Linked DNA regions of Mus musculus: all the other regions are linked to region 1. Evidence: chromatin loops called from intact Hi-C (ENCODE). Cell type or tissue: heart. All regions are shown on one strand.

What was found. A loop is a pair of places that touch in the nucleus more often than their neighbours do. Peaks named below come from ENCODE experiments on the same cell type or tissue, not always from the same donor. Only the 100,000 strongest peaks of a DNase experiment are listed, where the experiment ranks them.
Region 2: it touches region 1 in a loop (7-fold over the local background); 12 of 42 quality-filtered maps call a loop at or near these places.
Region 3: it touches region 1 in a loop (2.0-fold over the local background); 6 of 42 quality-filtered maps call a loop at or near these places.
Region 4: a loop joins it to region 1, with 7 times the contacts of the local background. A loop is called at or near these places in 6 of 42 quality-filtered maps.
Region 5: it touches region 1 in a loop (7-fold over the local background); 22 of 42 quality-filtered maps call a loop at or near these places.
Region 6: a loop joins it to region 1, with 3 times the contacts of the local background. A loop is called at or near these places in 11 of 42 quality-filtered maps.

Annotation. Positions count from the first base shown.
Region 1 is chr11:61,089,623-61,094,622 of GRCm38, forward strand. No RefSeq gene overlaps it. Among named protein-coding and RNA genes, the nearest start is that of Tnfrsf13b, 35 kb to the right of the region's middle. In heart, a CTCF peak has its summit at 2,214 (motif pointing left); no DNase peak of the experiment used is centred here.
Region 2 is chr11:60,924,488-60,929,487 of GRCm38, forward strand. All of the region lies in intron 1 of Map2k3os (mitogen-activated protein kinase kinase 3, opposite strand), which reads right to left. Among named protein-coding and RNA genes, the nearest start is that of Map2k3os, 4.9 kb to the right of the region's middle. In heart, a CTCF peak has its summit at 2,956; a DNase peak (open chromatin) is centred at 3,004; H3K4me3 peaks cover 802 bases; H3K27ac peaks cover 1,147 bases.
Region 3 is chr11:61,041,216-61,046,215 of GRCm38, forward strand. All of the region lies in intron 1 of Kcnj12 (potassium inwardly-rectifying channel, subfamily J, member 12), which reads left to right. Among named protein-coding and RNA genes, the nearest start is that of Kcnj12, 21 kb to the left of the region's middle. In heart, CTCF peaks have their summits at 254 (motif pointing right) and 2,632 (motif pointing left); a DNase peak (open chromatin) is centred at 2,566; H3K4me3 peaks cover 462 bases; H3K27ac peaks cover 1,040 bases; H3K27me3 peaks cover 387 bases.
Region 4 is chr11:60,695,389-60,700,388 of GRCm38, forward strand. It overlaps Llgl1 (LLGL1 scribble cell polarity complex component), which reads left to right and starts at 4,312. Exons shown (of 21, transcript NM_001159404.2): 1 at 4,312-4,553. The coding sequence starts at 4,473. In heart, CTCF peaks have their summits at 982 (motif pointing right) and 2,332 (motif pointing right); DNase peaks (open chromatin) are centred at 3,583 and 4,353; H3K4me3 peaks cover 1,883 bases; H3K27ac peaks cover 2,076 bases.
Region 5 is chr11:60,951,807-60,956,806 of GRCm38, forward strand. It overlaps Map2k3 (mitogen-activated protein kinase kinase 3), which reads left to right. Exons shown (of 12, transcript NM_008928.5): 12 at 1-1,005. The coding sequence ends at 41. Among named protein-coding and RNA genes, the nearest start is that of Map2k3, 22 kb to the left of the region's middle. In heart, a CTCF peak has its summit at 2,201 (motif pointing right); DNase peaks (open chromatin) are centred at 2,205 and 2,865; H3K27ac peaks cover 562 bases.
Region 6 is chr11:60,911,584-60,916,583 of GRCm38, forward strand. It overlaps Natd1 (N-acetyltransferase domain containing 1), which reads right to left and starts at 2,209. Exons shown (of 3, transcript NM_025294.5): 1 at 2,046-2,209. The coding sequence starts at 2,142. Gm39830 (a long non-coding RNA gene) reads left to right here and starts at 4,350. Exons shown (of 2, transcript XR_879908.2): 1 at 4,350-4,650. In heart, no CTCF peak of the experiment used is centred here; a DNase peak (open chromatin) is centred at 2,248; H3K4me3 peaks cover 2,453 bases; H3K27ac peaks cover 2,477 bases.

The DNA of each region.
Region 1 (5,000 bases):
TGAGGCTATCAGGTAACATGGACTCTGATCACAGTTTTTCCAAGCCGTGAGTCTAGGCACCTGGGTCCTGTGAAACCAGAGGCCACTTTGTGTCTCTAGTAGGACCAGAGGGACTTGGGATTCCCAAAGTATCCATGGCGTGGCAAGGCACTCAGGTCTACAGAGAGACACACAGGTATTGCCCTGGGTGACTTGTTCCCCAGAAACATCGACATTAAGTATCAAGTCCGCTAAAGGACATGGGAGAGAACCACACAACAACCTTCAGAACCTCCAGGGGTACGCCCGGGGGCGGTGCTGCTCAGGCAGTTCTAACATTAGTTCCTTCCACAGTGGCTGAGCACTGAGCTCCCATCCTCCCAACAGTGCGTACGTATTCCTTCCCAAAGTCGGCTCTGTTTTCCAGACAAACACGGCAAGGCACCTTGAAAGATGTGCTGACCGGTCCTGTCTGTCAGGCTCTTGTTTACTTGGTACTTTTGGTTGTGCTTCCTGTATGGATTTCACGCTCATTTTGTAATTCAATGTGCCACTCACATGGGATGCAGATGACCTGTGACGATTCATGGGTAAATATCCCATTTATTAGGATGCAACAAGGGACAATCCTTCTAAGCGAGACGAGTCTGTTAATCCTACTGATCACTAGTGGCTTTAGAATCCGTCCCAGCCAGATGCGAGATCCAACTCACGAGTGACTCACAAAGGTGAGGGCTTTAGAAAGCCAGTGAGTTGGCGAGTGTGGCCATTTGCTAATTGGAAAGTCAACTGCTCAGCACAGCATATGTCTCCTGGCATGCTGAGCATCATAGAGCCAACTGCTCAGCACAGCACACTTCTCTCCAGAACCCAGCTGAGATGACAGCTCATTTATTCTTGTTATCAAAGTCACCATCAGCAAGAGTCAGATGCAAATCACCACAAGCTTAGAGGTGGTTTGATCTCTTTGTGTACATGAGACAGACGGCTGTCGGTCTCATGTACAGTATTTTGGAGCAACGAAGCATGTGTCATCCTATCACTTCTCCTGATATTGTTCCATTTGTCATTTTCTTTTCCTCCTGGAGACTCTTATGACATGGGAGAAAACTGTGGTTTCTTGCATGACTAGGTCTATATACCAGTGGACCTGGCTGGGCCTGAAGCAGCAGAGCAGTTAGCTCTGGGGCCCGACATCCCAGCACCCATCTCTGCTTCTGCTTCTTTTACTAACAAGGAAGGGCAGAAGTGAGACTCCCAGTTTCAACTTCCTGCATCAAGAAGGGGCACTTCAGGGTGTCCTGGGGATGGATACAGACTCTGGCTTAAGTGGAGGTGCTGCTCCAGGCTCCCCTGCTGTGGCTGCAGCTCTTTGGCAGCTTCAGTTTCTTTTGTACTTGGTGCCCTTGGCGGTGTTTGGGTGTGCTGGGAACGTGGTCCCCAGTGCAACAGCACTGAGTTTTCATTCACCGACTTCGCATACTGTGTGAGTGCCAACTGGGTGTGTCTTAGGACTTGGGGGAAACTGCAGCATGGCAGACAACCCCCTGAATGCTCTTTTGTGACAGGCTGACAAGTGCTCTCCATGACTCAGTGACACCGTTTGTAATACAAAACAAAACTGCATCAGCTTAATATAAAATCTAGAATGTGAGTCTCACAGATGCTAGCACTGTGTCCCAGCATGCCTACTTCACTGCAGGGCACCAATCACAGCTGCTAGCATTCTGTCCCAGCATGCCCCACTGCACACTGCAGGGCACCAATCACAGCTGCTAGCATTCTGTCCCAGCATGCCCCACTGCAGGGTACCAATCACAGATGCTAGCATTCTATCCCAGTATGCCCTACTGCAGGGCACCAACACACTTAGAGTTAGATGGGGCTTGGAGGGGGCGGTCGGGAGGGGAGGTACAGCAAGACAAAGGGAGATACTTTATATTTTGTACAGTTAATAAATTGGACAGACTATCTGTCTTATTTTCAAGTTGGTAAATGTAAGATTGCCAGAATTTAATTTACTGTAAGATTGCCAGAAGTGTAAGATTGGCTGTGTTCTGGTGAGGTGAATACAATCAGTTCTACTGATAAGTGAGGGATTTTAGTATTCTATAAAAAATTGTATTGAAGTTTGGTATTTAATTTAGATTAGCATTTCCTTTTGCAGTTAAAATACAGTTCAGACCCTTGCATTCTGGCTGTGGGAAATCAGCACTGCTTTGTGTATCTCGCCACCTGCTGGCCGCATTCATTCCCTTCAGAGACCTGATTTGGAAGAGGGATTAGAAAATCACTTTAAATCCTCTTTTTTTTTTTTCCCCCCCTCCAGAGATTTTATTCATAAGTAAGTTATTTCATGTGATTAACTCTCTTTCTCTCCCTGGGGGGAGGGGAGAGCTATAGAAGGCTGCAGGAACAGAGTGTAAAATGTGCATTAGTAATCTGCCAGGCCAGGCCAGGCTGGGAGGGAGAGGCAGACGGAAGGCTGGCTGCTGGGTCCTGCCGTGTGGGTTCAGCAGTGTAGCTCCCAATCTCAGATCCATTCGTGAAGTTCCTACACGGTGCCATAGCCCACATCTAGCTGGGACACCGGAGCTGGGAAGGAGTTTCCAGACCAGCTCTGAGAAACATGCTTGAGTTGGAAGAGGAGAATGGTCTGAAGTTGCATCCATTCCACTGTATTTAAAGGAATGAGTAGGTTAGAGATTTTATATTTTAAAAATGTCTCATTTTTCCCAAAGAACAAGATAGGAGGGTGAGTTGAACCCAAGAGTTTGAGACCAACCTGGGCAACATTGTGAGACCTTATTCTTGTTTGTTTGGTTAATTTGGTTTGGTTTGAGAAAGGGTCTCTGGCTGGCCTAAAACTGCCCTATAGAGCAGGCTGGCCTCAAACTCATAGATCTGCTTGTCTTTACCTCTTGAGTGCTGGCATTAAAGGTGTGCACCACCATATTCAGCATAAAAAACAAAACAATAACAACAAACCTTTTTTAAAAGAATCTTTTAACTAAAATATAGCCAGGGTTCAAATCACATTACATGTCTCCTAGTGGCACCTAATCTAGAATGCTCAGGGTTTAGACTCCAGGAGAGATTGATTGCCTGAAATACAGAAGAGAAAGGAAATGATTTTTGGCAGAACCGACAGATGCTAAAATCATGCAATGTTAAAACAGAAGTGTGAGGCTGAACTTTGGCTCAGCGTTTAGAGCACGTGTCACTCTTGACGAGGACGAGGCTTTAACACTCAGCACTCACGTGGCAGCCCACAGCCACCTGATACTCCAGTTCCAGGACATTCAACGCCCTCTTCTGACCTCTGAGTACCAGGCACAAGTGTGGTGCATAGACATGCATGCAGGCAAAACATTCAGACTCATGAAATAAAATAAATCTAAGGTAATTTAAGAAGCTGTAATGCTAAATGATGACACAGAATTATAATGCTAATTAAGGAAGCCATCGGTGTGTGCATATGAACACCAAAAATTAAAATCTCACAGATTTAGTTGTATCATCTTTGGTTACTTCATTAATACTAAGCTATGAAATAATTATTAAAATATATAAGTTTTATCTTGCTAGGGTAAAAGTTAGAAATTTTAAGCAAAAATTTAAATTCCAATAGAAGAATATTATATTATTACTAACATGCTAGCATGTGATAAACTATTTTATCTAAAAGACATATTTGATGGGGCTGGAAAGATGGATCAGTACTAGCTGCTCTTGCAGAGGACCCAGGCTCTGTCCCCAGCACCCACAAGGTGGCTCACAACTGCCTGTAACTCCAGCTCCAAGAAATCTGATGATGACACCTCCAAGAATGCCTGCACGCACATGGTGCACATACAACCAGGTACATATCTACACATAAATACAAAACTTAAAAACATGCTAATGAAAGCCAGGTGGTGGTGGCACACACCTTTAATCCCAGTGCTGGGGAGACAGAAGCAGGTGGAACTCTAAATTCAAGGCCAATCTGGTCTTCAGAGTGAGTTTCCGGACAACTAGGGCTACACAGAGAAATAGGAAGGAAGGAAGGGAGGGAGGGAGGGAGGGAGGGAGGGAGGGAGGGAGGGAGGGAGGGAGGAAGGAAAGAAGGAAGGAAGGAAAAGTCAGAGAGATCTCAAATGAATAGCTTATTGATATACCTGAGGGCCCTGGAAAAAAGAACAAGAAAAACCCAAATCAGTAAATGGGGAGAAAAAAAAGCTTTAAGATAGGGGAATAAATTAATGAAGTAGAACCAAACCAATACAAAAAAAATCAATGAAACAAAGAGTTGGCTCTTCAGAAAGATAAACAATATTAACAAAACTAACCAAAATAAAGAGAGAGAAGACCCAAATTAAGAAAATAAGAGATGAAAAGAAGCCATTACAACAGATACCAATGAAGTTCAGAAAACCATTGGGTATTACCTGGACAACACATGCCACTAAATTGATAAATCTAAAAGAAATGAATGAATTTCTAGACATGAATGACCTGCTGAAATTAAATTAAGGGGGCATAAACAAATCATCCCCTACTATAACAAGCAGTGTGGTTTATGCAGCAATTAAAAATCTCCTAACTAAAAAAGTCCAGTCTCTGAGAGATTCACTGGTGATTTTTACTAGTAATTCAAAGAAGAACCAAACCAATGCTTCTCAAACTATTCCATAAAATAGAAAAAGAAACATTGCCAAACTTCTCATGAAACTTGCATACCCTGATACCAAAAGCAGATAAAGATGAAACAATGAAAGAAAGTGACAGACCAGTTTCACTGATGAATTAGACTAAAAGAGGCTAAAGAAAATGTTTGCAAACTGAATCCAATAACACATGAAAAGAATTGCCAGGATAAAGCTGAACTTATATCAGAGGCTCAGGAGTGCTCTCATACCTGTAAATGAGTAACTATTATACACAGGTGGTCTCAAGGACATAAATCACATCACATGGTCATCCCAACAGATTCAGAAAGGCCTCTTTACAAAATCCATTATCCCTTCATGGTGAAAAGC
Region 2 (5,000 bases), 170 kb before region 1:
CACATGCATGCATGTATATATGCATGTGCACATACAACTGTCATGACTGAGCAGCAGCTCTTTCCTGTGTCTACCAGGCAGCCCCACCTGCCATAGCCTGTGGTAACCTCTCCTCTGGCTTCGGTGGAGGAGAGACTGGTTGGTGAAGGGGAGTGTCTGACTAGCCACCGAAGGACTCCTGCTAGCCCGGCTCCCTCCCAGCCTCTGTAGGACTCCTCCCTGTTATCTCAGCGGCCCTTCTACTGCTCTGGAACTAGCCCCTCCCTTGAGGTGTGGCTCTGCCCAGAGGGGTAGGCACATCATTTGTTCTTAAGGCCAGCCAGTTCTTAGCTCTCAAATCCCTCAGTACAACTAATAAACTCAGGCTCAGAATAGCTCTCGGCACAACAAATAAACTCAGACTCAGGACGGTGTAAATCTCAAGGGCTAAGCAGGCACTGCTCTCGGTACCCAAGGCCCGACAAATGTACTCAGCTGGCAAAGGTCTCAACCCATCCAAGGCCTGGGTCCCAGGAGAGGAAATTTACTTGTTGAGGGTCTCTCACCAGACCCCTATCTAGACAAATTCTCTCAGACCCATATGCAGCTGAAGGCCAAGTGTGCAAACACATCTCTTCCCCAACTCAAGGAAGGCAACTTCACACCAGAAACACAGTGTGGGTGCACAGGGTGTTGCCTGAGACCTGGGTTCCAGGCAAGAGAGGCCCAGGGCTGGTGCACTGGGCAAACAGATAGAGGTGTCAAGGCTTCCTCTTTGCACAGGCAATGGGAGATGCTCAGAGAAACCCTAGCATTTGATACCACGTCTCCTTTACTGTTTGCCTGGGTGGGGAGGTAGGTACTCACTCCCAAGAACAGATCTGTGACATGGCCTGGGGGTATGGCTAGCTTGCTCTCTGGCCTGATATCCTTGTGGGAGCTCACAGACCTCCAAGGCCTGGCCATAAAGGTCTATTCCTTGTAATTTAGACCCAAGGCCATGCTCTCAGGTAAAGTTAAGGGGTGTAACCCTTAGGCCAGCTCCTTCTGCCTGCCTGGCCCAGATTCCTCTCAGCAGTATGCTGCCCTGGAGAAACTGGGTACAAGGGATAGGCTGTCTCCTAGCCTACCTTGGTACTGGGATGCAGCCAGCACTATGCGTGGGATAGCTAACTGTCTGGAAGTATGACTAGGTGGGTACCAGTGGTCACAGTGGCTCAAGGTACAAAAGCCAAAGTAGTGATGGTATCTTCACCCATATAGCTCTGCTGAGAGGCCCGTGGCTCTTCTGTGAGCCCTTAGTTCATGGGTGGGGTTTAAGAGTGACCCTAGATTCTAATTTGTTGTGTTTTTTTAAAATTTACTCCTTAGCCTCCCTTTCTTCCTCTACATTTGCCCTGAGTCTTATGCACAGTGAGTGGCCTTTTCATTGTCCCCTGCAGTACCTTCTTTATTTGTATTAAAGCATGGCAGGCACACGGTGCTATATGTCAGAAGGCAGTATACCAGCACCACAGCAACCAGCAGCCATGGCCCCCAGCCTGCTCTCTGCAGAGACAGAGTCTGCATCTATCACCGGCGGGCTTTTTCCGTGAGAGGTAAGCAAGGAGCCAAACGGATCAAGTTCTTACCCTGGAACTCTGAACTCTCCCTTCCTTCCCTTCCTGTGTACACACACGGCTTCTGTTCTCCTTCCGTCTTTGTCCATTTTAGACAACATCCCATGGCTTCCCACCATGGGAAACAAAGACTCAGCTCTGTTACAAAGGGGTCCACATATCTGACTTCCTGCAAGTTAGACAGACCAGTGGACAGACCCCTGGACTCCCTGGGCGCTGTAAGCATTGTTAAGACATTAAAATTGTGCTGGGTGGTGGTGGCGAACGCCTTTGATCCCAGCACTTGGGAGGCAGAGGCAGGTGGATTTCTGAGTTCGAGGCCAGACTGGTCTACAAAGTGAGCTCCAGGACAGCCAGGGCTACACAGAGAAACCCTGTCTCAGAAAACAAAAAACAAAACAAAACAAACAAACATTAAAATTGCTTCTTAATGTTAATATACTCAAGGCTAGGTTTGCTACAGCTAGCTTTTATGTCAACTTGACACAAGCCAGAGTCACCTGAGAGAGTGCCCCCAGAAAATCAGGCTGCAGGCAGTTAAGCCCATAAGGCTTTTTTTTTGGATTGATGGAGAAGGGCCAGCCCACTGTGGGTGGTGCCATCTCTGGCCTGGGTTCTATATGAAAGCAGGCTGCCAGTAAGCTGCACTGATCCATGGTTTCTGCATCAGCTCCTGCCTCCAGGTTCCTGCCCTGAACAGTGATGTGGAAGTGTAAGCAAAATAAAGCTTTAGTTTCTAACTTGGTTTTGGTCATGATGTTTTATCACAGCAATAGTAACCCTACCTAAGACAAGATTGTAAGCGTATTTTTTCCCCGCTGATGTTCACTTCTATAAATGAGCAAAGTAACTGGGGTGGGCAATGAGGCTAAGTAGCTGCAGTTGGACTCACCCTTGCTGCTTTGAGTGAAAGGACAGTCAGTCTAACAGTCAACCAGACTACCCTGTGCTAGCACCAGCTATCTTGGATACTCCACAGACACTCAGAACAAGTTATGAAAAAAGCATGGCTGACCGCCTTGGTTCTTGAAGGTCCGCCAAGGATGTCTGAGACAGTTTGTACCAGCCCCCACCCCCCTTTCTTTTTGAGACAGGGTCCCTAGCTCAGGAAAGCCTCAAACTTATTTGCAGAGGAATATACCCTTGAATTTCTGATCTCCCTGGCCTCCACCTCCCAAGTGCCAGGAGTACAGGCATGTGGCACAATACCGGGTGCTAGGAATTGAATCTGGGGCTTTCTGCACGACAGATAAACATTCTGCTGAAGTACAACTTGACCCCTGTACCAGACTCTGTTAGCTTAAGACGCTTGCTGAGCGCCACGTGACCGTGCAACTATTATCATTCTGTCCAGAAGGGGCGCAATTTCCCCAGTGATCTAGCTGAAGGACTGCTGAGGCTGCTGCTAAGGGAAAAGTCTGTGATTGGTCCAAACAAACGGCTCCGATTGGCTCAACTACCTACAGGCTGCTCAGGCTCTCTAGACAGTCTTCTGTGCTATTCATCATTCCTGGTATTACAATAGGACCCAGTAAAAGTTTCCCTCAGGTGTTCTCTTAGCCCCTGCTTTCAGTAGTGTGGGCTGAGCTGGCAACACTTAAATAAGCGGAGACAGCAGCAAATGGTGACTGTATTAGAGACGGCGGGAGAAGAGAGGCAGCAAGAGGCAGCGGAACAGCAGTGGCAGTGACAGCTGAGCAGGTGGCAAGCTAAGCTGTGAAGGCAATAAGGCAGCTATCATCCCGAAAAAAGCAGTGGTGATCCTGATGATGGTCCCAGTGGCCCTATGAGAAGGCCTGCTAGGTGTTCTGGTTTCCCCCCTCGCAAGGTGCCAAAACTTCCCGGCAGCGGCTAAGCTGTGGAAGGAGTCAGGCAACTTGGGAGTGACTGAGAGGGAGCAGAAGCAATGATGCTGTGGTTGGGGCGCGGGGGTGGAATGGGGTGGGGTGCGGGGGGCAAAGCCCTGTCCAAGCAGTAGTTCAGCTAAAGCATGAGAATCAAGAATTCAAGGCTAGCCTGGCCTACATCTTAGGATCCTATCTCCCAACACACACACACACACACCACACACACACACACACACACACACACACACACACACACACACACACACACACACAGAGGCATGCACATGTGACAGAGACAAATGATTGGCTCAAGAACTCTCTGTTGCTTTGTGGCTTAGGTTGGAAGACAGCCCTGTGCAGATGGATCTGGAACTGCCCCCATGGTATAGTTAATGCAGAGGTAATGCACATCTGCCTCTCCTCTTGGATGTGTGACCATGGGCAAGTTGCTGGTCTCTGTTTTTCATTGCCTCTCACCAAATCCTGGCAATAAGAACATCCTTGTATTTCTGGATTCCGAACAACAGGATACGAACTCTGGTATAAAGCCCTACCTGATACTTTGAGCCATCCTCAATCATTTGGGTTAGAATCTGGCCTGCTCCCTCCCTGACATGAGACCCAAGGAAGATGCTTGTGTCTTGGTTTCCTCATCTGGAAGAAGAATTTCCAACTATGTCAGCATCACTGAGGTGTGAACTTGTGAGACCCAGCAGGAAACAGGTGACAATAATTGCTTGTGTTCTGTGTCCCATACAGGAAGGACCATGTTGGACACCTCTTAGCCTGGAAATATTTCCCACTGTGTCCAGAGAGCTCTACACATCCCTGTAAGGGCCTGGGTAGTCCAGATCCAAGGGTAAAGAGCTATTGTCTTTCTAGAAAGCCATAGAAGAAACTCAGAGAAAACTGTGTGGCTCAGAAGACAACTGTGATGCATTTTAATGAGAGCAGGGGCAGAAAAAGGCAGGTGAAGGCTCCATGATCTGTCAGACGGGAGTTTGAAGAACAACCCTGTCATTGCAGTGGTCATGTGTCTCCATCCTCTGCTTGCTTCTCTTTCTTCCTTTCTTTCTTTCTTCCTTCCTTCCTTCTTTCTTTCTTTTCTTTTTTCTTTCTTTCTTTTTTTCCCTAGACTGGCTTTGAACTCTCGGAGCTTTGCCTGCCTCTGCCTCCCAAGTGTTGGCATTAAAGGTGTGTGCCACAACTGCCTGGCAATCCTTTGCTTTCTGTTCTGTTCTGTGCCCATGAAAATGCACACCTCCTTGGGAGGTGTATGTTCTGAGTGTTCAGTGAGTGCCTACTGTGCACTGTGGAAGCCAGGAGCCAAGTGTGGTGCTGCTCTCTACAGCTTGCCTCAGAAGGAGTCTGCATGAAGGACCACCACACAGTAGGTAGGGCTGTGAAAATGGCATATGCTGTTGTACAGGTAGTGTCATGTCACACGTATGAATTATCATGTGATATTTCAAAATGGTGGCCATTTAAATACAGAAGGTTAAAAGAAATATACCTAAGAGGTAAGTATCCCTTGTGTTTCTTCATATGGCAGAGG
Region 3 (5,000 bases), 48 kb before region 1:
AAATGATGGCAGTTGGCATAAAGATGGTGATAGTTCTCTTTGCCAGGCTCAACACTAACCTCCTTATGAACCTGGAGGTCCTCACTACAATCATGCCCAATTTCGGCTTGGGGAAACTGAGGCAGGAGAGGTATAGCGAGCGACCTGCTAGAGATCTTTCTATGGCCAAGCAGCAGAGCGTGGAGTAAAAGCTGTGAACTAGCCCAGAGAGCATTTGGGGTTTGGTGTAGGTTGGGGAGTGGTTGGAATCTCTCCACGAGGTGGCAGAGTCATCTCCACAGTGTGCTCTGCCCTCCCTTGCTGTGTGGAACAGGAACAGCTAGGTTGTGGGCCTAAGTAGCCAGTCCCAGATGTCCACTGCTATACCTGGGCCTCTACCAGGTCTAGCTTGTAGCTACTCTAGAACCGTGGGAGGTAGACAGGAGCTGAAGTCATTCAGAGGTGCCCACTACAGTGATGGGGACTGCAAAACTCAGACTCCTTGTCTGTCAGAGCCCTGGGAGGAATCTTCAGCAGACAGGAAGACAGGCTGAGAGAGGGGTGACTGGGGACCTAAGGTTACACAGCCAAGGTATTCCAGGGTTGATCTCCAAAATGTGCTGCCTGCTCTGCCTCCTGCTCTGTGAACAGTGTGCATGATGGTCAGTCCTCATGTCTACCTTAGCCCTCAAAGACAGAGTTGGTGCCTCACAAACAAGGTGATTATGGCCCAGTAAGAGTGACCTGGCATTCCCATGCATCTCCACAGAGGCCCTCAGGGTGCTCTAGGGAGCATGTGGGGGCCTCGGTCCACTCTCTAAGCTAATGCTGCTTTGCAGGTCCCGTGCTAGCCTGGATGAGGGAGGGGCCTGTCTTTTGAGAATGGTAACTGTGATTACCACCTGAAGTTGCTGCTCTGACTTGGGGGTCCTGCATACTTTTGTCCTGGGTCTGGTAGTCACAGCTAACTAAGCTAGCCTCCAGGGCTGGTGGATGGGGTATTCAGAGGCACAGGGGTGGGCACCCTCCCTGGGTGTGACTTGGGCAGCAGTGCGCTGACCACCTTGAGCTATTCTCACATCCCTGGCACAGCTCCTTTGACGCTGCAATCAGGTGCTTTGGAGACTTTAGCCCTGGGGTCACAGTTGGGGGTGGGGGGGGGGTGGGTGTTATCCAGAGCCTGCATGGGAAGCACACTGTTCATCAAAGTCACGTGTCTACTTCCTCTCCTATCTGTGTGACCTCACAGCAAATCTCTAGCTCTCGGAGCCTCAGTTTCCTGGTCTTTAAAGTGTCCTAATGGCACCAACCCCTCAGAACTGAGCTAGAGAGGCTAAAGGACAGGACCTTAATGACACTGGCTCTAAAGCCACACGCTCTGACACTTACAATCTGTCTAGCTCTGAGTGAGTCCTTTGGCATCTCTGAATAGCAGTTTCCTCTTCTATCAAGGGAGGGTAGCTTCTGAATCTCCCTGCAGGCCGTGCTCTGCACGCAGGGTAGCAGTCTGGGGCCATTTCAATTACTGTGCTGAAGATTGCAGCCACGGGCTCTTGAGCAGTGGCTACCTCAGAAACCCCACTTCCTCAGACTGGAGAAGAGGCATTTCCCAGCTGTCGCTGGCAGACTGGAGGTTACAGCTGCCACTGTCTGCTGGGAGTGGCTCTCCGGAGGTCTCGTCCTGAGCACTCTTATCTGATGGAACATAAACAGCACGCAAGGTTTTCAAGCAAGGCTGGGGAAGTGTCTGCTCCCTGCCAGCCTCCTCGCCCAGCAGAGAGGCAGCTGAGGCTAGAAGCTGGGGGCAGACAGGAGATGGAAGCTCTCGTGAATAAATCACCACATGATCTGGGCTAATGCACTGGCTGTGGACAGCATGTGCAATTAGTGCGTTAATTGTCAGAGCTGGTGACTTTTGTGCAGGCACGGCCCAGCATGCCTGTGTTTACAGAGTGCCAAGTGCCTTCTGGGGCTCAGTAACCCTGAGAGCATGCCCCCTTCTCCTCCAGTAGCATTACCCTAGGACACTTAACCCCTGTTGGCTGTACCCGAGTGGGCTTTCCAAGCCTCTGAAAGGACTCTATACCTAGGGACTCAGCTAGGTCCACTTGGTCTGGGGCTGCTGGGATAAACCCCCACCCCCAATTCCCTTTTTTTTTTTCATGAAGCCTCTTTTTGGATTCCCCCCCCCTTTTTTTTCTTTTGAACCAAAGCTGTCCCAGACTAGCCAGATACTGCCTGTTGCCAAGGTGACCACACCATCTCTCTCCTACCCTGCAGCATCGCTTGGGTTGGGTGTGTGCATCTGCCCTACTGCCTAGCCCTGAACAAGGTGTATGTGTTCACGACCATGTGTACACACAAGAGCAGACACAGAGTCCCGGTGTGCACGGCACCACCAGCGTGAGCAGATCTGCTCATGCACATGCAAAAGCAGACAGATTGCACGCGTGTTGACAGTTGCACACAGATATGTTGACCTCTCTATGAGTCAAGAGCTGTTGGCTGTGCCAAGTGATTCTCAGGCTCCATCCCACAGCCTCTCTAGCACCACAGCTGCCTGCATGCACAGCTGTGGGGCGAGTGCACTAGCTTGTGGCAGCCCACAGTACTTACTATTAGGCCAGATCACAGCCCTTGACACCTATGGTACCCTGGAGGTCCCCTTAGGGTCTCCCTGGGCCTAGTGTCTGGTGCCCCCTTGGGGCCACTGGCTATGCTGCCACCCTGGCTCAAATTCCTTGTGTATGCTTCCCTGCCATCTTCTGAATAAGTTTCCCCGCTTCCAAGCCCTTGGCCTGATCTTGGGGAATGTTCTAGAAGAGCATGCACCATGCCTCAGGCCATGTGACAGTGAAGATGCTACATATATCAATGGCAGTGCATGCCATCTGCTGTGCACTCAAAGATGCCCTAGGCACTTAGCACAGAGCAATGCCATTAATGCTCCAATTGCTGTGGTTGAGAGGCAGTTTGCTTAGGTCCATTTTAAAGATGTGAACATTGGCTGGAGAGATGGCTCAGCTGGTAAAGAGCACTGGCTGTTCTTCCAGAGGTCCTGAGTTCAATTCCCAGCAACCATATGGTGGCTCACAGCCATCTGTAATGGGATCTGACGCTTTCTTCTGGCATGCACCATATATGCACATAGAAGACTCAGACATAGATTTTTTTTTAAAGAAAAGATCTGAAACCCAAGACAAAGGTTCATCACATATACTATGCCTTTGAGATGAAAGTGAGTGGCCTAGAGCAGGCTACAACCAGGAGCTGATGTAGAAAGGCCCTACCACCACCCCCAGCCCCCAGCCTAGCATCTTCCCTGAAAGGTGCAGCAGGTGGCAGGAGGGCAGGCAGGAGCAGCCTTATTCACTTGAGAGCCTCACCAGCTGCTCCAGAGGGTGTCCCATGGCTTCACCCAGACTCACAGCCCAGGTATGAACTGACCAGCCTGCTTAGAGCCAGGCGCCTCGGAATGGAGATTTCCCTTTCCCAGAAGTGACTGCCAAGGCTGTTGAGAGGCCAGAGCGAAGCTCTCACTCCCCTTGAGCCAAGCAGGATTGTTTCCTTGGGGCTTTCAGGACAGAGACCTGCTAGTGAAGCCCATGTTCCCTTCAGATTGACCACTTTCTTGAAGTCTAGGCTTATGGGCTGGGTCAGCAGGAGGGAAACACCAGGGCCTGAGGCACCAACTCAGGCACTTGGCAGCTCCTGCCTCCACGTGGCATCAGTTAGCTCCCTAACTGAGAGGCACACAGTCTGAGAAGGCTTCCTGTAGGAAGTGGTGCTAAGCCAAGCCTGTGGCACGGATTTCTGCCAGTGACTCTGGGTCTCTCTCCTTGCAGTTCTTGAGCCCCGGATCCCGACCCCTGCTATGCCAAGGCTGTGGGCACGGTGCTTGCCTCCTAAGCCTCAGGTTCTGTAAAAGGGTGGTGGCATCCTATAATACACTCTGAAAAGATGGCAGCGTGGTCAGTGGCCCTAAGGGGGCACCAGATCCTAGGCCCAGAGAGACCCTAGGAGGACCACTAGGGTGTCATAGCTGTCAAGGGCTGTGATCTGGCCTAATGGCCAGCACTGTGGGCTGCCACAAGCTGATGTAGTCACCACCCCGCTGTGTATGCAGGCAGCTGTGGTGCTGGAAGGGCTGCAGAAAGCTTAGTATTGAGGTTGGTGACAGGTAGAGCAGGAACAGTTTGAGGGGACCCACTTTTCACCTTTGAAGGGTGGGGTTCCCAGGTCTCATCTTTAACAGCAGTTGTCTAGAGCAGTACCATCGTGGCACTGGACAAAGTAACGCCGAGGGGACAGGTGCTTGTGACACCCCTTCCTTACCTTCTGTGGATCTCCCCACTTTCATGTTCTTTCCTGGTCCCCCCCCCCCAGCCTGGGAAGGACTTCGGGGGTGGAGATGAGCAAGCTAAACTCCAATTGTGGATTTGATCTGGGAGACTGAGCGTGGTTCATGTGTCCAAAGGCAGGGCACCAAGTTGCCCTCCCAATGGGCCCCTTCCTGCCCCACCCCCACCCCTTCTCATACTATGCACTGTGCAGTCCATCCTGGTCTCAGAGCCTTTGTTTGCTTTAGCATCTGCCTGGATGGAACCTCACTTCTTGTCTCTTAATTCTGGCTCTCTGCACCATGTGTGGCTATATAGCTCCTTCTGCGCCGTGCCTTCTGCACTGGTGGCCTTATTCTGAAATCCTCTCTCTCTCTCCCTCCCTCCCTCCCTGCCCCTCCCTCTCTCTCAGAAGCATCAAGAGGACAGAGTCTTTCCCTATTCATGATACACTATGCATAGGTCCAGTGCTTGTTTTCAGGGTCAACAGGGGAAGGGATGAGCCAACAGGGCACAGACGTGGGTCCTAGGCTATCCTGTGGGCTCACAGATTGGCTTTGGTCCCTACCCTTGCCTCTAGCAGTGTGCTGAACTGTTCGCAGGCTGGGTGCATTTGCCGTCCACTTATTCAGCAGGATGCTTTTGTTACAAAGGCCGCTGGGAGCTCTGCACTCCTTACTG
Region 4 (5,000 bases), 390 kb before region 1:
TTCCTAAGGACACAGGATAGAAGGCACTTACCACATCTTTTTCTTACCTTTTATAGAAATGTATTCAATTTAAAGAAAGTGCTTTCTAGCTCACAAATCAAGGCACAGCCCATTGTGATGGGGAAGACGAGGAAGTCAGAGCCTGGGCAGCTGGTTATGTTTGTGTTTCTAGTCAGAATATGAAGGCAATGAACATAGGCTTCTCAGATTTAAAAATCCACTAAAGAGGGGCTGCCTAGCTGGCTTAATGGTCAATAGCACTGGCTGCTCTTCCAGAGAGGTACTGAGTTCAATTCCCAGCAACCAGGTATTAGTCAGGGTTCTCTAGAGTCACAGAACTTATGGCTTAGCCTCTATATAGTAAAAGAAGTTGTTGATAACTTACAGTCTGCAGTCCAACTCCCAAGAATGATCAGCCGCAGCTGTGAATGGAAGTCCAAGGATCTAGCAGTTGCTCAGTCCAACAAGGCAAGCAGGCGAAGAAGAGTGAGAGAGAGAGTGAGCCTTCTTTTTTCCAATATCCTTATATGGCCTCCAGCAGAAGGTGTAGCCCAGCTTATAGGTGTGTGCCACCACACCTTTAATCCCAGATGACCTTGAACTCGGAGCTCTCACTGTCTTAATCTTCTGGAATTCATAGCCACTCTGCCTCAAGATCTCCATACCAAGATCCGGGTCAGAAACTTCTCTCTCCCAGCCTCCAGATTTGAATCACTGGGGAGCCTTCCAATTCTGGATTGTAGTTCATTCCAGATACAGTCAAGTTGACAACCAGGAATAGCCACTACAAACAACATGGTGGCTTATGACCATCTATAAGGGCATCTGTCTGATGCCCTCTTCTAGCATGCAGGTGTAGAACAATGCACCCATACATCAGAAAGAAAGAGTGAGGATAGGGGGACATTTAAAAAAAAAAAAAAGATTTAGTTATTTATTATGGATAGTGTTCTACCTGCATGTATCCTGTGGGCCAGAAGAGGGCACCTGATGTCATTACAGATGGTTGTGAGCCACCATATGGTTGCTGGTACTTGAAAGCAGGACCTCTGGAAAAGCAGTTTTCTTAACCTCTGAGCCATCTCTTCAGCCCAAGATATATATATATATATTTTTTTTTTCTGAGACAGGGTTTCTCTGTGTAGCCCTCGCTGTCCTGGAACTCACTTTGTAGACCAGGCTGGCCTTGAACTCAGAAATCTACCTGCCTCAGCCTCCCAAGAACTGGGATTAAAGGCGTGTGCCACCACTGCATATCCAAGAACATTAAAAAAAACAAAAACAAAAACAAAAACAAAAAACTTACTAAAGTTAAAATTGGCCAGCATTTAGGTAAATTAGCCCCGTCTGTTCTACAGAATGAGTTCCAGCCAGAGCAGCCAGGGCTACACAGAGAAACCCTGCCACCAGAGAAACAAACAATAAGACACCAAAACTCAAAATCTATTTTTAAAAATTGGGATTGTACTGGCTAATTTTATGTCAACTGAACACAAAAGTTCTCTGAAAGGAAGAAATTTCATTGAGAAAAAAAATGCAGTCGGGCAGTGGTGGCACATGCCTTTAATCCCAGCACTTGGGAGACAGAGGCAGGTGGATTTCTGAGTTCCAGGCCAGCCTGGTTTACAAAGTGAGTTCCAGAACAGCCACGGCTACACAGAGAAACCCTGTCTCAAAAAAATGAAACAAACAAACAAACAAAAATCAACCTTACTTTTTATGTATTTTTAAATTTTTTTTATTTTATATGTATTTAGTGAGTGCTCTATCTGCTTTTGGTAGATGGTTGTGAGCCACCATGTGGATGCTGGGAATTAAACTCCGATCCTCTGGAAGAGCAGTCAGTGCTCTTAACCTTTGAACCATCTCTCCAGCCCATCATTTTTTATTTTTATTTTTTACATTTCTCTATTCATTTTTATGTATATGAGTACACCGTCACTGTCTTCAAACACCAGAAGAGGGTATTAGATCCCATTACAGATGGTTCTGAGCCACTGTGTGTATTCTGGGAATTGAACTCAGGACCTCTGGAAGAACAGCCAGTGCCTTTATTCTCTGATCCATCTCTCCAGCACGGCTTTTTTTGTTTTGTTTTTAAATATTCATTTGCTGGGTGATGATGGAGCACTCCTTTAATCCCAGCACTTGGGAGGCAGAGGCAGGCAGATTTCTGAGTTCAAGGCCATCCTGGTCTACAAAGTGAGTTCCAGGACAGCCAGGGCTATACACAGAGGAACCCTGTCTCAAAAAAAAAAAAAAAAAAAAAGATATAAAAGATATATTTATTTAATGTATGAGTGCTCCACCTGCATTTTCACTTACATGCCAGAAGAGGGCATCAGATCACATTATAGACATAGATGGTTTTGAGCAGCCAAATGGTTACTTGCAATTGATCTCAGGACCTCAAAGAGCATCCTGTATTCCTGTGTTCCTTACTGCTGAGCCATCTCTCCAGCCTTAAAAGTCATTCCTTTTCTTTTTCTTTTTTTTTAAAGGCGTGTGCCACCACTTCCCCGCAAAGATCTATTTATTTATTATATATAAGTACACTGTGTCTTCAGGCACACCAAAAGAGGACATCTGATCTCATGAGCCACCATGTGGTTGCTGGGATCTGAACTCAAGACCTCTGGAAGAGCAGTCAGTGCTCTTAACCACTGAGCCATCTCTCTAGCCCCTTAAAAGTCATTCTTTTTTGTTGTTGTTTTGTTTTTTGAGACAGGGTTTCTCTGTGTAGCCTTGGCTGTCCTGGAACTCACTCTGGAGGCCAGGCTGACCTCGAACTCAGAAATCTGCCTGCTTCTGCCTCCCAAGTGCTGGGATTAAAGGCGTATGCCACCACTGCCCGGTAAAAGTCATTCTTATTGGCTATCAAACAACAGAAGTTATTTGTTGCTGTTTTGTTGTCTGGTGTTTGGGGTTTTTTGTTTGTTTGTTTTGTTTTTGTGACTGCAGTGTAAAATTTCTGGGGATTGGTTACTTGGGTAACCTAATAAACTTTTACTGCAGAGATGAGGGTAGAGAAAGCTGGTGCTGAGGTAGAGCATGTCCTGAGCATTTGCAAGGTTGAAATCCAACATGGGGTAGCACAAGGACTGTAGCCTAGGCCTCTGAGTTGCTTCTGATCATGACTTGTGTGGGGCTGATCTTGGTCTGTGTTGGCTGCCACTGTTTCTTCCTCTGTGCATCTGGGGTGATATCACTTTAAAATTGTGTGGTATCTGTGCCTCTCTCAGTGAGCTCTTAAAATCATTAAGCGTGTTGAGATCAGGAGGGGCCCTTTGCTGTCTAGCCAACCACTTTAGCTACAGCTCGGGAAAGAGCTGTGAGTCCTGAGCCCCAACTCCCAGGGCGGGTTGAGCAACGCTGGTCGTGGGCAGTTTGGAGGTAGCTAGGTCCCTGTTGCTGCAGTGCAGCTGCCTGAGGGTTAAGGGTCAACGCCTCCTCTCTTGACAAAGATGGGAGGACAGGGGCTTGGCCCGCTTAAACTCCTGGGATCTCTCCCAACACTGAGTCCCTCAGCTAGCAGGAAAAGGTTCAGCCTAGAGGCCATTGTCCAGAAGAGAAAAGTCTCGGGAGGTGGGTGGGACAGGAAGAAAGCGGGGGCGGGGCGCAGCTTTGTTCTCGGAGTTCCCTGTAGGGATGGGGGAAACAAGGGGAGAAGCTGTATCCAGCCCGCTCCTGTTCAGCCCTACGTGCCTGCCACCTCCTGCAGCCCTCCGCCCCTTTTCTTTGCCTCGCGTCCCTCTCAAGGATCTTCTGAGCCGGTGCAAACCGAAGTTCTTTGTGTTGGGTCATGAATAATAACTCTCAAGGAATTGAGATTTTCTTTTTTTTTTTTGAGACATAGTTTTACAATGTAGCTTTTGACTGGCCTGGAACTCAGAGAGATCTGCCTGCCTCTGCTTGCCACCTGATTGCCAGAATTAAAGTTATGCACAACCATCGCGGGCTCCTAGAGAGGGGTTCTTCGATAATAGTTGAGACAAAAAGCGTGGTGTGGAATACACACCGGAGGAATAGGCAAAGTAGTGATCCGTGAAAACTGGCCACACAAACTAGATAACAACGGCAAAGATGGGGGAAGTGGGACCGGGAGGGGCTAGAGAATTGTCCCTGGAATTATTAGAATGTTGTTAGCTCAGTCGTGAGTGGAAAACAACCTTTAGCAAACCACAGCCCAGCTTCCCACGGTTGGGACCCACCTTCGGACTACAAGTCCCAGCAGGCCCCGCACCATTGCGCATGCGTGACTGCCCCCCCCCCCCGGCGAGCCCGGCGAGCCCGGGGGCCCCGTCCTCGCCCATTGTCTGGCGAGCAAGGGGCGGCACGGCACGGCGGGCACGCTCACGTCGTGGGTCGGGCGGGCGTCCGTGGCGTCCCGCGCCTCCGTGCAGGCCCCGCCCCGCGCCTCAGGACCGGCGGGGCCGGGCGCATCCCGCGGCGGTGGCGGAGGCGGGCGCAAGATGATGAAGTTTCGGTTCCGGCGGCAGGGCGCCGACCCGCAGCGCGAGAAGCTTAAGCAGGAGCTCTTCGCCTTCCACAAGGTGCGGCGGCGGGGGCGCCGGCGGCTCAGGCGGGCCACATCGGGCCGCCTCTGCCCTGCGAGCGCCGCGCTGCTCGGGTGTGCCTGGTTGGGGTGTCGGGCTGCGCCCCGCGCCGTGCCGTGCGCTTTCGGGCTCCTGGTCTCTGAACCCCTGATATCTCTCCCGGTGTCCCTTGGGCTCAGTGGGGTCCTCCGACCTATCTGCCTTTCGCTCTTGGCCTCTTTTCTTTCATTTTTGGTGTGTAGCCCGGCTCGGCTGAGGGACATTCAGGGCCAGGTTTTGTTTTCTTTAACTCTTAGGCGGGCGAGAGAGGGAAAAGTGGGGGGTGGGGGGGCTGGGAAATCCCTGCGCCTCCACTTTTCTCACCAGGCTCTGCCCTACCTTGGGGTCCCTAGTTCAAGGGATGTGCTGGTCTGTATGCTCAACTGCATTTCAAACCTTAGTGCC
Region 5 (5,000 bases), 140 kb before region 1:
TTGCTGCCTTTGTGAAGGAGATCCTGGGAGAGGATTCATAGGGACTGGCCCAGGACCCCACTGGTCTGCCAGCATCCATACATCCGTGCTGGGGCAGCACTTACCTACAGCCATAAGCTACTGCCATTCTGTTCCTGGGCATTTGAGAAATTAAGGGGTTGTTCCTGTCGGTCTCTGCAACTAGCTGTCCCAAGTGCCAAAGAACCAGACCTCAGGGGCTCCCAGCCAGGCCATATGTGCCCCACAGTGCCTCTGCTGTTGCTGCTCCCAGGGTCTCAGGCCTCTACCCAAGGGATGAATCTGACAGGGCCTGTGTACCCCGGCAAACGCTGTCGCTTCTGAAGAGCAGGCAGCTGGTGTCTCTCTGGACAGGCCATAGCCTTGGTACTGTCCTGGATGCCATGCAGGTTGTATATATATTTTAAATCACAACTGAATGAATGGACTTCGTACACTGTGGCCTGGATCAGGGACATCTCTATCCTGTCTCAGGTGCTGAGGACACACTATGGGGATGAATCTCCTAAGACTTTCCTGAGAGACGTACTGAGCTTCCCAAGGCCTTCCCCCCAGCACTGGCCAATGGTCTCTGAGGGACACACTGTCCTCAGACAGCCTCTGGTTACCACCTTTAGTGGTATCTGCCTTTCCCTTTGAACTATTATTCCTGTTGCCTTTTGCTTTGTGGGTATTGCTGGGTTTTCTTGCATGGTTTGGAGCTGACCACTTAACCCTGGGTGCCAGCAGGCTCACAGCCGCCCAGTGCTCGGACTGGAGTCTGCAAGGATGGCTCAAGCTCTTGGCTCAAAGCCACGAGGGAGCTGTAACAACTCTCCAGGTGTGACCAGCTCTTGGAAGCTAATAGGTTTACTTTGGTGGTGTTTTTAAAAAAAAAGAAGAAAATCTATTTTTGTGAAGAAAGGCCTGCCTCTTCCAGCCTTTTCCTGGGCAGGAACCTATTGCTGTTTTAATTAAAAAAAAAAAAAAAAATCGTGTGAGACTGACTGTGGCAAGCCTGCTCTTTCTTGGGGAGTTGTGGAGCCCTAGGCGGAATCCTTACTCTGGGACCATGCCGGGACAATATAGCTAGGGCCTGGAGGCTGCCAGCCCACCAGGGCCTCAGACTTGGCCACAGGCCACAGGTGCTCTCAAGGTGCTGGGCTGAGGTGCTTCATTCCATGGCCACCTAGGCTAGGCCCCTGTAGAGGCAACCTGACTCACTCATCCAAGTGATGGTCCCCGAAGTAGAGATGACCGGGTAGGAAGCAGCAGGCTCCACATTGTTTGCACTGCTATCTCAGCTGTAAGCTGAGAGAATGTGCCCAGAGAGCTCCCTAACACGTAGTCAGAGCCAGCTGAGGCCGAGGGCAGGTAGTGATGCCTACAAGAAGGCTCTGAGGATGCGACTTGGTATAAATGCCCTTGGTAGGTCAGCATGGCTCTGTGCTTCTTGAGCTGTTGCCTGGAAGACTTGCATAGGCCCCGTTACCCCTGTTCTCCTGTAAGCAGGAATGTGTCATCTCAGGCACTGGTGGATTCAGGACAATATCCTAAAGGACCTGTGTCCATACACTACTCTATGAGGTCATCAGGATCTAGTGACTGCTTCTCCTAGCTTGACAAACACAGGCACTCAGCCACAGTTCTCTGGAGGGTTACTCCTGGCTAGGAAGGACTCATGTGCTCATGCCCAAGTCAGAAGACTGGAGTGTAACTTCAGGCACAGGTGGGCCATGGGGAGAGTCAGCCCACACAGTTTGACAGCAGGGCCTTGGTGTGCCTGGGAGAGTCCAGAACCCATGGGGCCTCTGTCACCACTCTTCCTTCACCTCTGTGCAGTAGTTTCCCAGGTTCACAGTTTCACGGAGCCTCTCGCCTTTAGACATAGGTTGGTTCTTTCCCCCAAGATCTGTGTTGGTGGGTCCTGTCTCAGGATGGCATGATTTAAAAGAATGGCCCACCAGTCCCAACGCCATCAGGACACATGTGCCCTGCTACTGTATTCCTGTAAGAGGAAACTGCCAATCCTTAAAGGGACTTGGTTAACTTTCGTTGAAGAATAACATAAAGGTAGAACCAATGTCTGGCCGTGAGTACCCACAGGCTAAAGTGGGCGGGCGTTTCTTCTTGCGCATGCGCAGGTTCTTCTTTGCAGTAGTCTAGGTTGCGGCCAGATCGCCTTTTCCCTGGCCGCCAGGAGGCGGCAAAGCCTGGACCTAGTCCTGCCCTGCAAGCCTCTGTAGATTCTGCAGGGTACAGTGCTGTTCACACAGGGCTGAGGGAGCCGGCTTTGTAGCTGGCAAACCATTCCACTTCTAGAGTGCAGCGCGCTTTACAGAGTGTCCCGCGGCTGACCAGACAGGCTCTGTAGAACAGATAACAATTTGCAATTCTCCACCACGTGGGGCTCCAAAGGACTTAATAATTCACTTTGCTGAAATTTGCCTAGTGCCTCACAGCACATTCCTCTTTATAGTGCTGCAAATAGTGGTTTCGGTCCTTTTACTGTTTGGAAACCTTAGCCCACCATCCAGTGTGCAGATCACATTGACATTTCAAAGCATGGCCCCATGGCTACAGCGAAGGTCCCACCCCAGGCTCCTTGCTTAGTGGCAGGCCCCTCTTGTTCCTATTAACACTTCTTGAGTCAGGGCCAGGAGATTAGGAACCTAACAGGGCCCTACAGAGTACCCGTTGTCTCTGTTTCCCATCAGGCAGCGGCTGGAACCAGCAGGCATCTCTAGTCTTGGAGTTAATGTCTCTGGACTGATGGACACAGAGGCCTTTCTGTTTCAGGCGTTGCACAAGAGCCCTCAAACAGCACAAACACTACAGATAGATAGGCCTGTCCTAGAATGGCTTCTGGAGGACACGTGGCACTTACAGGACACCCCTTCCTGGAGGTCAGGGCTGGCAGCTTTGGTTCAATATCAGCATTGTTGCCTCCCTCAGAATTGTGCTGCAGCTCCTGCCTCAAAACTTCCCTGTAACAGTCAGCGCTGACCATTGGCTCACCCAGGAGACGAACCTCTAAGCATGACAGTGATGGAGTTTCTAGACTGGTCTCCCTGAGGTGGGACGACCTCACTCTGAATTCGGGTGGCACCATTCTATGGTGCAGTTTCCTGGACTGGATGAAGAGGAAGATGAGGTAGCAGTGTCTGTCTCCTGTTGCCTCTTGACCATGGATGCACCATCTCAAGCTCTGGCCACTGTGCCTTTCCTGCCATGATGAGCTGTACCCTCAAATGGACCAAAGGTTAAACCCTCCTCCTTTAAACTATCCTGTCAGGCACTTTGTTACCGTAATGAGAAAAATAGCTATTACCTTCCAGGTGACCTACCCATCGTAGCTGGCCCTGCTACCACCCCCGCCGCCTGGCTTTTTATTTTTGTGTCATTCTCTCCTTCCCCAGTACTTTGCCCTGAGATGGTCTGCTCAGAGACCACCTCCCCAAAGAATCTACATCATTCCCTTAGTTGTTATCTGTCAACATTTCTGTTCCTTCTCTGCCTCTGGGACTGGACCAGGAGGGTCTGATTGCTCTGAGCCTGGGTCAGGCAGGGCTTGCGTGAGGCCTGGAAGGCAGGATGTGGGACACAAGACCTAGATGAAGGTAAGGTCCCTACAGAACTATGAAGTCTAGGCAGCCCTTATGTGGCGCCAGCCCCACTCTGACATCCTATGGTGTTGTCCTGCAACCCAGGACAATCCCGTTCTGTGCTGGGGACTGGGCTACTAGGCCAGGAGAAGACTTTTTTTCACCTGGTTATGTGGCTGCTAGCCCCACCTCCCTGCATCTCCCCCTCCCCCCCCCCCCAAGCTGTGAGAGCTGCCTGGCTCCCTCTTTTCTATCTCAAGCAGTTTCCCTGTTTTATTTTTCGAGCAAGGCTTTACCTAGGCAGCAGGATCCAGGTTGCCCCATCTGCCAGCCGGAAGGTAAGAGTGGATGCCTAAGACTCTCCCCAGCCACTCATACCCATGGAAACTCCAGCATCTGCTTTGTCTTTACACTGTCCCCTACCCCTGCCAGGGAGGTCACTCCATGAAGACAGCCTTTCTAGAGGGTCCTGGTTTGTCTTCTGTCCCCATTCTGCTTCCCAAGGCCCACAACATGAGGGCCATGTGCACACTCTGGCCTGTGAAGCCATTGCTTCACTAGCTCGTGGAAGCACACGGGAGGGTATGCATTTGCACTAGTCTTACATTTGGTAGAGTACCCCCTAGCTTCAAGCTCTGGGCAGCAGGCAATAAGGCATTCCAGAAGCTCACAGAGGCTCAGAAGGGTTCTGGGCACTTGAGATAGCAGAACCAGGCAGGACCCAGAAATCAGATGTCCACATGACCCAAGCTCTGCGCCATTGCAACTGGGTTACCTACCAAGCCAGGTTTCGTTAGCCACAGTCGCCCTCTGTGGTACAGAGGGAGCCATGGACTACTGTTTCTTTTGAGTACCAACTTGACTTGGGGAGGTGGCAGTGGCTGCCATCTCGGGTTGGGTATGGAGCAGTTGCTTTGTACATTCACTTCCCAAACCCTCCTTCTATGGTACTCTACTGTCCTTGGCTCCTCCGGGAAATGGAATCTCTACAGCAGGGGGAGGGGGCATTGTCTGTGCTCTCTGCAGGGCTTGGCACATGGTCTTTGTTGTCTGAGCACCTACTGTGCAGCAGGCAACATTGTAGCCCCAGAGAGAAAGAGCCAGCCCGGAGCCTGCACTATGTGACTGCTATCCACCTATCTTGTCACTCCCCAGGGAGAAACATCTGGTTACATTCAGTTAATTAATGTGATCATTATAACTAATGAAGCTCAGTTACAAACCAGTCATTCCATTTGATTAATTGAATTATTTAAATTGAATTTAAACGATCCCAGGTGGGAGGACACTTACTGGCACCGGGAGGACATGGAACTGAAGGACAGGTGGCACTGGTCCCCATGAGCTGCACAGAGTAGGCTTGATTTTCAAGGAAGCATTTGGAGCAGGAGACATGTG
Region 6 (5,000 bases), 180 kb before region 1:
GACTTAGACGTTTCTTCACACCCCTGATCACACTGCTTGGACTTGTGCAGCACCCAGCTCCCCACTGTCATACCCCACAGTGCGCTTCCCATCAGCACAGCCTTAGGGTTCCTGGTCCATGGCATCTGTCCTCTTTACAAGGCATTTCAGGACCCCACAGCACTGAAGGTTGAAGCCACACCCAAGCTCACATTTCTGGTTCCTATATTATTTGCCTCCTTGACCTCTTAGCCTTATCCTACCTGTCACGCTCTTCTATGCCTGCACCACTCCTGGCTGCTCTGAAACACACAATGGGTACTGCAGGGCCTTTGCTCTCAAAGGTTTCTTTCACACAGTGCCTTTCTTCACAGCTACAGCTGTTTCTTGTCTCTTTCAGGTCTCTACTTAAATACCACCTGCTTGGAACTTAATGCCAAACAGTGGCTCTGCCCCAATAGACCCTTCCTTCTGCCTGACCACGCCTCCCAAGGCCTTGGTTTTATGAGATATTATGCAATTCATCTGAGACCCATCTCCTTCTTTAGACTGGCAGCCCTACAAGTCCTGGGTAAATAGTAGGTACTCAGTAAACTGTTGGCCCAGGCTGTACAGGAGGAGCCGAGGCGAGGTTGCCCGCCTCTAGCAATTCTGTCTCTCTGTCAACGGGGCAGCAGATTGCAGAACGGTTAAGTTTAAGGATATCATTTGTTCATAGCCAGCTCTCAAGAGTACTGTCCTTTTGACTGGACCCATTTGGAAAAGAAAGAGAGAGAGAAAGAAAGAAAGAAAGAAAGAAAGAAAGAAAGAAAGAAAGAAAGAAAGAAAGAAAGAAAGAAAGAAAGAGAGAGAAGCCTAAGGCTTCTGCCTTTCTCTTTATGGATCTGATGTGCCTCCACAGTCCCCAGGAACTAAAAGCCTCACTGGAACTAAGAAAACTTCAGAAAAGAGGATCTGAAGAAAAAAGAAACAAAAAACAAACAAACCCTCAGATAAGGCCTCTCAAGGGATCAGGGCCAAGTGTCACAGTCAGCTGAGCTACCATCAGCATGACAGCAGGACTTGTTTCTCTACGGAAAGAATAGGGCAAGGGGCAGCTGGGCCCTGATTTGAATATGCCTCTGGTCTTGTTAAAGCTGGGCAGGTCCCATTTCCTGCACTCCCAGCCTCAGTTTACTCATCTGTAAGTGGGGCGGTATGTCACAACACAGGAAGTGATAGCTGCCCCCACGGTGGTTAGGTGGCACAAACGGGAGACCTGGCCTCCAAGTGCAGGTCACAGAAGGTTGGCTCAGGAAGTCAGGATAGGCTGCGTATGCTTGACTGCTTACAACCTACCTACTGGCCGACCACACTCAAGTGGTGCATCCTTCCAATCAAAATAATATGGGCAGTGGCTAAGTCGGGTCTCCCCAGAGGGCCCAGCTGGGAGGAGTGGGCTACAGAGAGCTCAAGGTCCCATATTCCACAATCTTTTCCAGCCCTAGAATCAATGGGAGGAGTGTCGGTCTGCTGGTACAAACGCTACAGATGAGGCTTTGACTTCTCTATCTGTTGAAAAGTAGCCATTTATCTATGTTTATCAGCACTTGCTGTGCACCAAATGTGTCATTCTGAACTTTTACTGCCACAGCATCTCATCCAAAGCGGTTTGCACTCCAGCTATCCCCATTGCAGATTCCGGGAGACCGATGCACACATTGACTAGACAAACTGGCCAAAGTCTCAGAATCACCTACCCGCCTCCTCCTCCAGGCCACATATTCCCTAGGTTATGCCCCAGGCCCCTGCAGGCTCCTCCACGGCGGCAGGAAGCAACCGAACACCCGGGGGGTGGGGGTGGCAGGCCACCAGTGACCTGCTCTCTGGGACCCAGGGTGGCAGCCCTCCGTCCGCGATGTCGGAGGCCGGCTGCGCTAGCAGGTGCGGGCTGCCCGGGCAGACGCGCTCCGGCGGTGCCAGTCGGGGGGTTCGGGAGCCCTCCCGCCCCGGGATCCATCTGTCCGTCCGCCCGCAGGTCCCGCCCCGTCCCGCCCGCGCGCGCGCAAACAAAGGCAGCTCGGTACCGTTGAGGCGCACGGAGAACTGGCGGCGTTGGCGGTCGTGCTCCACGCGGATGGGGCCGCCCTGCTCCAGTGCGCTCGGCGGGGTAGCGTGCGCCATCGCGCGCGCCGACACTGGGGACCGCGGGCCGCAGCGAACTGACTCTTCGGCGGCGCGGGCCGGAGAAGGGGGCGGGGCCGGAAATCAGCTGTGAGTCACGTGCGCTGCGCGCACTGTCTGTTTGGATACATTCCTGGCGTCTCTTAAAGAGACCGCGCTGCCCGTTTCGCTCGCGGCTTCAACAATGATGTGCTGGTCCATCCAGGGCGCCGATTGTCCTCCCGAATGCCCCAGAATGACTTTTAGGACCCACACGGACCCATATGCAAAACACGCAATGACCTATGGGGTAATTTAGATCCTCCCCGCGACAGCCATTTAATATTAGGCATTAGCCTCACTGCAAGCCTGAGGCAATAGATAACGTCAAATGCAAGGTGTTGACAGGCAAACCTACTCTCTGCTGGAATCGTGCGGGCTGGAGCTATGCAGCCCACCCACTCGGGCAGCTGTAGCTGATATTGAGAGATTACCCCTAGGCATGTTTGGGACTGGGTGAAAAGCCACCCCTCCCAAAGAAAGCCAGAAATATGAGGTCCCTAGGGAGCTAGCTACCCAGGAGCCAGTGTTTCTCTAGAAGTACAGTATTAGGAAAGCTTGCCGACCATGGATGTTCACAGAATCATATTCTGTTAATTACCGTGCAAATTTGATGTCCACATCTATGAGACCACCACACAGACATTAAAGTTTGAGTACCTCAGTGGAATGCTTGAAGGCTGTAACTTCAAACCTGTACAAAATGTGTGTCTGTGTGCGTGGCGGGGGCTGGGGGTGGGGGAGAGGCGGGGGACAGACCAACAAGGAAGCATTTTACAGCTAAATGGAGATCTCCGTGGGCTCCCTTCCAATTGATTTCTTCCTTTTGAAGTAGCTATGCTCCCTGACTTTTAGCGCTATTGACTAAACAGCTTTTCCTAAGAACATCCTATTTCTTAAGAACTACACAGTATTTACCTTTTCGTATCTGGTTTCTTCGCTTCCACCTGTCATCAGCTGTGTTGTTGCTGCTATCATGTTCACCAGTGTGTCAGAGATTTCCCAGGAAGCAGGTACCAGTTTTCCATCACGTGTTAATGGGTTGTTGTGTTGTTTTGGTTTGGAGCTGCTATGAGTAACAGGCTGTGGATGTCGTCTGGCCAGCATTCCCTTAGGGTAGCTCTCAGGAATATACTGCCGAGTTTTATAGCCAGTGGATATTTTGTTTTGTGAAAAACTGCAAGATCCTTTTCCAAGTGTACGACCTCACATTGCCACAGAGAGTTCTGTAAGTTGCAGTGGGCATTTTGTCATTAGTGGCAGTGACTGACTCTTGAACCTTTGCCCAGGCTGCCAGGCCATTTAGTCCCCATTTAATGAACACTTTCCTCTGTAACCCCCCCCCCCAATCTTTTATTTGCCTTCTTCCAATCATTTTTATTGCTTGGTTGGGGGGTCAGACATACTACTGAGAGAATCTTTTCTGAGCAAATAATTTCCTTTTAACAAGTGGGTGTTGTGTCACAGCGTTTGTAAACAGAAGGCAGTGCGGAGGTGTGTCATTATATGCAAAGTGACTGAAAGGGATCCAGCCATCATAGAGGGCCTGGAGCCTGGTTGGCAGAGTCAGAGCTGGAGGCAATTGTGAACAAGGAAGATTAAAACCTGTGAGTCTCAGGTGACGTCACTTCCAAAGAATGTAAGTGGAGATGGTCAAAATATGTTCCTGGACAGTGTCTGAACAGGCCACTCATCTGCAGGCTGCTGGGCCTTTGGATGACTACTGCCCAAGCACCACTTCCTGGGGAAGTCCTCCTGTGCATTTATGTCTACAGACGTGGCATCTGACCAGCCAGTCTAGACCAGGGGAGAGTCTGATCTGATAAGCCTCCAATAGGGCCTGGCACAGTGGTTGTCTACCTATGGGTTGTGACCCTCGAACCAGCCTTTCACAGTGGTTGTCTAAGACCATTGGAGAATGGCTATTTACATTAATTAATAACAGTAACAAAATTACAGTTATGAAGTAGCCATGAGAATAATTTTATGGTTGGGGGAGGGGGTCACCAGAACATGAGGAACTGTATTAAGGGTCGAAGCCTTAGGAAGGTGGAGATCCACTGGCTAAGCACAGTCCAGATTCTTTTCTTTGACTCTTTCTTCTTTGCTTCTGTCTCTTTCCTTGCTGGGGTCTGTAAGCTCTACAGAAATTCTTTCTGGGAGCCAGCGATGGTGCTGGTCTGTAATCCTAGAACTTGGGAGGTAAAGAAGGTAGGAGCTCAAGGCATTTCTCAGCTACATCGTCAGCTTGAGCTCTATGAAACCCTGCCCACCCAAACCAAATACATAAAGTCCTTTCTGGAAAACAAAAGAACGACGTGAGCAATGAAAACATTTGCTGGAGTTACTGAGTGACTCAGTGTCAGAAGCAAGCTTCCCCGTGGCTGTGCCTGCTTGAGTCTCACGAGGACCAGAGGATGGACCAGCGAGTGGATCTGACTTACTTGGGTGCCCTTGAAAATCCATGGAGTATGTATTGAGCATCTCCTGTGGAGCAGGTGCTGTTGTGGGGACACAAACGAGCAAAGCAGAGGAAGCTCTCTGTGCCTGTGGTATTGCTTCACAGGAGTGCACCTGAGGGATGCAGAGGTCAAACGGACGGAGCAGATACTCCAGCTGCTTCTGGGAGCATGTGTTCCTGGAGGCAATCAGGCTTCAGACAGGGTGGCCACAACAGGCTTCAGCTGAGATGGAGTCTTTTTAAGGAAGACTCCAAGGAAATCAAGGGAAGTCAAGGGGGTGAGCGCGAGTTGGGTGGTAGCGGGAGAAGGGAAAACAGCCTGGCAGAAAAAAGAGCTAAAGCAAAGGCATTTGGGTTA